2 separate regions of the Homo sapiens genome follow, and region 2 is linked to region 1. A link is a contact called in ENCODE Hi-C or POLR2A ChIA-PET data. All regions are on one chromosome and are shown on one strand. Each heading gives the region's core, a stretch centred on a gene start or an enhancer-like site at or near the end of the contact. The rest is flanking DNA. Distances are from core to core; before and after follow the strand shown.

Evidence for each region. A loop is a pair of places that touch in the nucleus more often than their neighbours do. ChIA-PET counts read pairs that join two places held with the same protein, here RNA polymerase II (POLR2A). Pooled maps may share reads with other maps.
Region 2: a loop to region 1 is called in a map with no recorded cell type, with 1.8 times the contacts of the local background. The contact joins two enhancer-like sites. A Hi-C loop is called at or near these places in 2 of 168 maps with a recorded cell type or tissue (Calu3 and GM11168), 10 of 37 single-sample maps with no recorded cell type and 1 of 50 pooled maps. POLR2A ChIA-PET finds 5 or more read pairs at or near these places in 4 of 52 experiments (BJ, GM12878, activated T-cell and 1 more).

The regions. Positions count from the first base shown.
Region 1 is chr5:103,270,256-103,273,673 of GRCh38, forward strand. The region is part of intron 2 of MACIR (macrophage immunometabolism regulator); the gene reads left to right. Among named protein-coding and RNA genes, the nearest start is that of MACIR, 13 kb to the left of the region's middle. Within about 2 kb of position 1,761, at least 2 of the 41 ENCODE cell types and tissues checked have a DNase peak (open chromatin) inside an H3K27ac peak, as active enhancers do.
Region 2 is chr5:103,346,501-103,349,950 of GRCh38, forward strand. No RefSeq gene overlaps it. Among named protein-coding and RNA genes, the nearest start is that of MACIR, 89 kb to the left of the region's middle. Within about 2 kb of position 1,376, at least 2 of the 41 ENCODE cell types and tissues checked have a DNase peak (open chromatin) inside an H3K27ac peak, as active enhancers do.

The DNA of each region.
Region 1 (3,418 bases), core at 511-3,010:
AAAATCTAAAAAGTACATGTTCTTTGACTCAGCATTTTTACTTCTGGAATTTCCTGCAGAAATATTCATGTGTGCCTATGTGTACTCTTGCATGTTTTCATTGTAGAAAGAAGTAATCACTCACTCTTACATTTGTAAATACGCGGAAAAAGGAAGGATATACCAAAATATTAATAGGGGTTTCCTCAAGATATGTCCGGCATTGGTAGGGGATGAAGAATGATTTTGCCATTTATAGTACATCAATATGAATTATTTGGACTGGAGAGCTTTCAGTTTGCATGCATTGCTTTTATCGGTTTCAAAACAATAACAAGGAAAAACAATCACTTGAGCAGGTTATTGAGGTAAGAAAAAGATAGAAAGTATCTTCTGGAAGGGAAAGGTGGTTATAAAAAATGTTCATGGACTCTAAGACCTCTTTGAGATATCTCTGTGTATGGTTAAAGAAATTAGCAAGTAGGATGGTGCCCCAGGCTTAGAGCCTAGTGAAATAATTTTTGTTTCTAGGAGTGTGTCACTGACTCAGACACCCTATAGCATAGGAGCTGACTGTGGGCAATATCTGGATGTATCTTGGTGTTAAGTCACATTCTCAGCTTTTTGGAACCTTTGCTTTTCTTTCTCTCCATGAGAATTACATTGTACCCTACCTTTACCATATCCCTCCTATCATGAAAAATATGTTTGATAAACTAATTCAGTCTGTAATAGAGAAAAATAAAGGTGTTTTAAGAGAAGACAGCAAAAAAGAGCAATATTAAACTTGGCGGAATGAGTCTAACAATAGAATTTCATGCCTTTGACATCTCAGCTAAAGGTTTGGGGAGTTGGAATTTTTTTTAACAGGCATGCTGCTGATGTATAAATGAACTCTATATATAGGAAAGCTAATGAAGCAATTAATTTTTTGAGTTTCTTAAATGAAATACAGGTATTAGGATACGGTGTTTCTCAAAAAGAATTCTTTCTATACCATTTGTCAAATTTACCACCTGTTTTCAAAGCTGGTCTAAGGAGCCAAGGGCATTTAGGTTATATTTTGAAAGTATTGGTATTTATGCTCCAAATTTAGGTTTGGCCTCTCAGAGAGTATTCAGACCTATGCAGATTCTATAAGGGTTACAGGCTTTTGAACGTGCTTATCCTGGTGCACCAGGTTCTCCTATACATGTGTTGTGATTTGGACCTATTTGCTTTAGTTTTAGCCAAAATTTACAATTTCATTCTGTACCCAATGCTTTAAAAATGTACTGTGTACATTTTTAAAGAATTATTGTTACCTTTGTCTGATGTCATCTAGTTGGATCCACGTAAATTTCAGCAATATAGAAGCATCTATAAACGTTGCCAAATCTTTCATGTTTTATAAATACATTGGTGCTATTGTTACTGGTTGGATTGTGAGGGAATTAGATATTGAAGACCTTAGGTGTCATTTGAAAAATTGTATTGTTCCTGGTACTTTTTAAGAAGCTCAATTTCAAAAGCATTGTTCAATTACAAGTTGACGTTTCTATTCTTGTTTCATTTTCTGTTTTAGCTTCTTCTCTCCACATTTTGCTGCTTCTGTAATTATAAAATTAATACTTTTTCTATTTTCTATTTACAGTCTATTTTTGCTTTAAATTATATATGAAAGGCATTAATGGAAGCAAGAAAGGTATCTTTGATCTCTGGGTTTTAGTGCTCTGGAATGAAGCAGTTGGCATTAGACCTGATTTCTTGACTCACAGGTTATTCTTATTGATGTAGTGGGAAGTGTGGCACCTGTTGCATGGTACCTGTAGTGGTAATTTGTGAGAGTGCTTTGTAATTGTTTATCTTGGCAGCAAGCTTTTTGGATACAAGGTTTATTTGACAATATGAAACAAAATGCTGAGTCATGCATAGACTTATTAAAAATAACAAGTCTGTAAGCAGTTTTTTTCATGGTAAAACCTGAAGAATATACTGCTAAACACAGGCCATCTCTAGTTATAGTCACCATAGCTGAGTTTCCTGATGGATGTCTTTCAGTAAGAAATTTTGCTGTGGAAAATGTTGGACATCTGTATATCAAGATAGGTTGACTTTGAGACTGTTCAGTTTTTACTGTCTTTAGTGTCTTTTTTTTTTTTTCCAGAATTCTGGAGTTAGGAGGTACCCAGACTTCTTCCTCTGCAGATGGGACAGTGTCTAAAGAGCTTCTGCCCATTGTAAAAATAACCTGAGCAAGTTGATTCTGTAACTGTTCTCAGGATCTTGCTTCAATATGTAAATCTAGTCAAGAAATTCTCAGGAATGTAGTAGCATAAGAAGTTTTGTTTTCTGTCACACAGAAGAATGGGAGGTATGCTGCTTATTCAGCATTCAGCCCAACTACAAATGAAATATTTGACATTGAGGGCTGTCTTTTCTGAAATCCAGCCTCTACCTAGCTTTCTTGGTGCAGCATAGTAGATGTGTGTAGAAGGGCAATATATAAGTAAAACGAATCCTTTAGAAAAACAGAAGCCGTTTGTGAGAGTCTTGTTTCCAGCGTTCATGTTCCTACGTGAATATCGAGACCTGAAGTTGTTCTTGTACATGTGGCAGTATATTGCAGAGACCAATGAACCACCCAATGAGCTGTTAGTTTTGAGAATACACTATTTGTAGTTTGGAGCAAAAATACTGATGTTTGATAGCCAAAAAGTGCAAACAGTTTTCCAGCTCTGAGAATTGCTCATCAGAAGTTCAGCACATAGCAGCTATATATATTTAAAGTCAGCCTTTTCATGTTCCTGCGCCTTGAGACTCTCCCGCAGGAATCTCCCTAGAATACTGACCTGTTTTGCATTGGCTTTAGTTGCTCCACTGAGTATTTGTGTTGGAGGATATTAGAAATGCTTATTCTTTCAACTTTCTGATTAGATTCTGTTTTCCATAGTGAATGTTTTGTCTACCTCAGTAAAATATGGTAGATTTCATACACCAGACTGCCTGGTTGAAATTTCCAGAGCTCTTAAACCACATCTGTATCTTCTACTTAACAACCTAGGTTAAATCATTGTCTACCAGGTTGATGTGTGAAGATCCTGTTTGGATTGTTCTCTTCCCAAGCCAATTGATTTTTTTTTTTTTATGGTGTTATTGGCTGTTGGAAACTTAACTGATGAGTTACTTGTCTAACAATAGTGTCTATTTCTTATCAAATCAGATTTTGACCTTTACACAAGTCTTCACATTTCTAATTTTGCAGGTACTTCCAGGTATTTTCTAGCTAATATATTATTTCTGCCTATTTCTCTAAACCGTTGTCTCCTTCTAGGCTTTATCTTCAACCCCCAAGGATTCTCAGAATTTCTGACAGTTTACCTTGATGCAGCAGGATTGGCTTAGTATGGGGAAAAACTTTTGATGATTCTGTTGCCCTCAGAAGCCTGTGCCTCCTCCT
Region 2 (3,450 bases), core at 126-2,625, 76 kb after region 1:
CAGAAGCAAGGGATTTTCCTCTAATACCTACTGTGAGAACCTGCTCAAGCTCCTGGAGGTAAAACTCACAAAAATGTGGAGGGCCCCCTATGGCTGATTCCCCCTGGAATTTTTAACGCTCAGAGTTGTCTGCCCTGAGCCTCTGGTAATTTGTCAATTACAGTTTGTCATGGAGGTTCCTGCTCTAGTAAGTCACGATTCTCTATACTCGATTGTCTGTCTTTCCAATTTTTGGGGCAGCGGTTTGCCCTGTGACCTCAATTCTCTGAGGGATCTAAGAAGAGTTGTTTATTTTTCAGTATGTTCAGCTTTTTATTTGTTATGATGGAGTTGTGACTTCTAATCTCTTTACTTGCTGGGGAAACAGAAGTCTGTCTAAACTCTTGATAACCATTATGCCTCATGTCTTCCCACTGGTTATTTATCAAATTGAATTCTGTGCTGTGTGGTGTCTTAGCCTGGGTTCTTCAAGAAGGAAAGTCTGAGTTAAAGCTTTATGTGCTATTATTTTAGCAGGAAGTTCAATTCCAGCAAGCAAGAAGGAGAAAAAAAGGGAATGAGATAAGGAAAGGAGAGCCAATATTGTGTGCTATGAAACTGGCCACTTCCTGGTATTGAATTCAATTGACTGTTCATTTTCAAGAAGACTTTGAAAAGATTATATAAACAATTATTTTTCAGAATAGTCTGTGGGGTGGAGGTGGGACTTAAGACTATCTGATGTCTCAGTCTTCCATTCATCAAAATTTCACTCCATGGTTTATCTCCCTTCCCCTACATTTCTGGGTTGCACACATGTTGTTTAAAAAAAAAGGTCTTATGGTGTCTTAGTTTTGGTTTGCCTGGAAGCAGGGCATGAATAAGGGTTTGGTGCAGGTGCAGATAGTTTATTAAAATGGTGATCCAGGAAGCAGGAGTAAGGGAGTTGGGAGGAAGAGTGAAAGAGAAAAATACAATGTAAAAGTGCATTATTGAGGTTCCTACAGTAAGCAATAGGGGCTTCATTCCAGTACAGAATTCTTCTCAGAATTGTACATTCATAGGATGGGAGGCTGGGGCATTAATCCACTATCTCCCATCCCCCACTTATTGAGAGTTGCCTGTAGGGGCTATAAGTCTTTTCCCTTTCTGGGAAGTGCTTAAATATGCATTCACATGCTTACATGGACATCTGGGATTTTGGAGAAGGCTCCTAGCTTGAAAAGCAGAGACATTGAGATATCAGCATGAGTCTGTGCTTGTGTGCAACTGCCCACAACAGAGGTGGGCCAGAGAGATGTGACATACATTATCTGATGCCTCGGGGAACAGGGAAGCTGTGGGGTGGATTGTCAGAGCAGTATTTCTTTTGTGGGATGGTGTGAGATTATGTCTCCAGAATGGCACTGACATGCTGATTTCAGGTGACTCATATTGTTTGTATAGTCAGGGACCCTGTTAAAATATTTGCCTGCGACTTCACATACCCTAGGGAAACCCTGCCTGTGTGAGGTAGGCTGGAGTCATTCAAAGTTCACTGCAGTAGCTGCAGCTAGAACAACAGAAAAGTAAGACTCAGAGGACATATAGTGGCATATAGGAGGTAACTGATATCCTTGGCTAAGTGCTTCTTCAGAAGTTTTACAGAGGATTTTTAGAGTCTTTACTTTCTATATGAATAGAATAATGTTTGCAAAAATTTTACGAGTGAGTCCACATGTAGAGAGGATTGCACAATGTGGCTGCTGCAAATTCATGTTATTCTGATGTATATACTCCTCCTATTCAGAAGGTGGGGGTCTGTTTCTTCAGTCCACCCTTTTGAACCTGGACCAGCAGATAACTAGCTTATGAGTGTCTGTATAAGAGAAGGTGCACCACTGGAGCTAGCCTTGTGACTTCCTTTGACTAACAGAACAAGGCAGAAGTGATGTTTTGCGAATTCTGGGACCTGAGCCTTAAGTGGTTGTGCAGCTTCTGCCTTTATTGTCCACACTGAGGCCAACATTGAGGGAGGTCGTTCTAGCCTATTGTAGGATGAGAGGCCATATGGAGGAGAACTGGGGAACCCCCACTGATGGCCAGCACCCACTCCCAGCATGTCAATAAGGCTATGGTGAATCCACCATTCTGGCAGCCCCTCTCTCTCAATGCAGTCATAGAAGAAAGTCGAGGCAAAACTAGAGGTCACTGCACAGCCAAGCCACAGAATCGTGAGAAATACTAAATCGTTGTTTCAAGACACTATGTTTAGGTGGTTTGTTATACAGCAACAGGTAACTAATCTAACATGAGCAAAATCCTGATAGTCTTTGGAACCATTTTTATGCCTTAATGAGATAGATGACTAAATTAAATGATGTGTTAATAAGTTAGCAAATACTAATAAGGTTTCATGTTGAGTTTTGGAGAGTTCCTCTTCAGTATTTAGCCAATGAAGAAACCACAAACAAGGAGTTGCTGTTCTATGCAAAAAAGTAAACTTATGAAAATTACACTCAGTGAAATAAAATGGCAAATAGTGCTTTAAGTAGTTTGTGTAACTATAACTAAAAAGAACATTTTATATGTATGAACCCGTGGCTTATGGGAAAAGAAGTGACAGTCATAATGTCCTTGTGTAAATGGTGCAAGTTTGTACTCGAATTCTAAATTATTTTGTGGATCATAGAAGTTACTAACACTTACTGAAAGGGTTTGAGGGAAGGGGGCTCTGTTTTCTGAGTAGGAACTGAGTTTAGCCTGTGGTGTTGTGAAGGGGTTCAGAAACTGTCAATAATAGGAAAGGGGAGGAGAAGCCCAAGACAATAGATTCCTTATCTTTATCCCTTTGCTTGTGTCTGTAATGTCAAAAGAGCGAGAGATACCAAATTTCCTAATAATAATATAGAGGAAATCTCATAACCTGCCCTTTTAGCAGTAGAAATTTGAGTTTGATTATACAATGTAAAAAGAGATGTAGAACATTTTCATAGGATCCCTGATTGAAAGAAATCTTTCCTGTATAGTGTTTGGTACAGTAAGGCTGGTTCTTTGACCAACTGATAAACTATTTCTAGATTACACAAATTGGTAACTCATCTATCTAACTTTTCTTTAGCCTGCATTGTGTATGAACATTGTGTTTTACAACAATTGAGCTGCAATTGAAAAATTCAAGAGTTTTCACACAAAAATCTGTACTTTTAGCATCTCTTGAAATTTGGATGCTCTGACCATGGGTCTAGAGTGGGGCACAGCAACCGCTTTAGACAGATCCCACATTCTCCAATCAGTAGACTCCACTTACTACCCTATCAGTCTGGCTGCTGTAGGCATGTGCCAATTGTTATAGAATTATTTCAAAGGGGTCAAGAGTCCTGGTAATCTGGACTTGACTACTTAAACAACAATAAATAGCTTCATTTCTCATAGGTGGCAAATGACCAGAAAAAGTGATCTATTCATGAAATATCCATTTTAAAATCATTT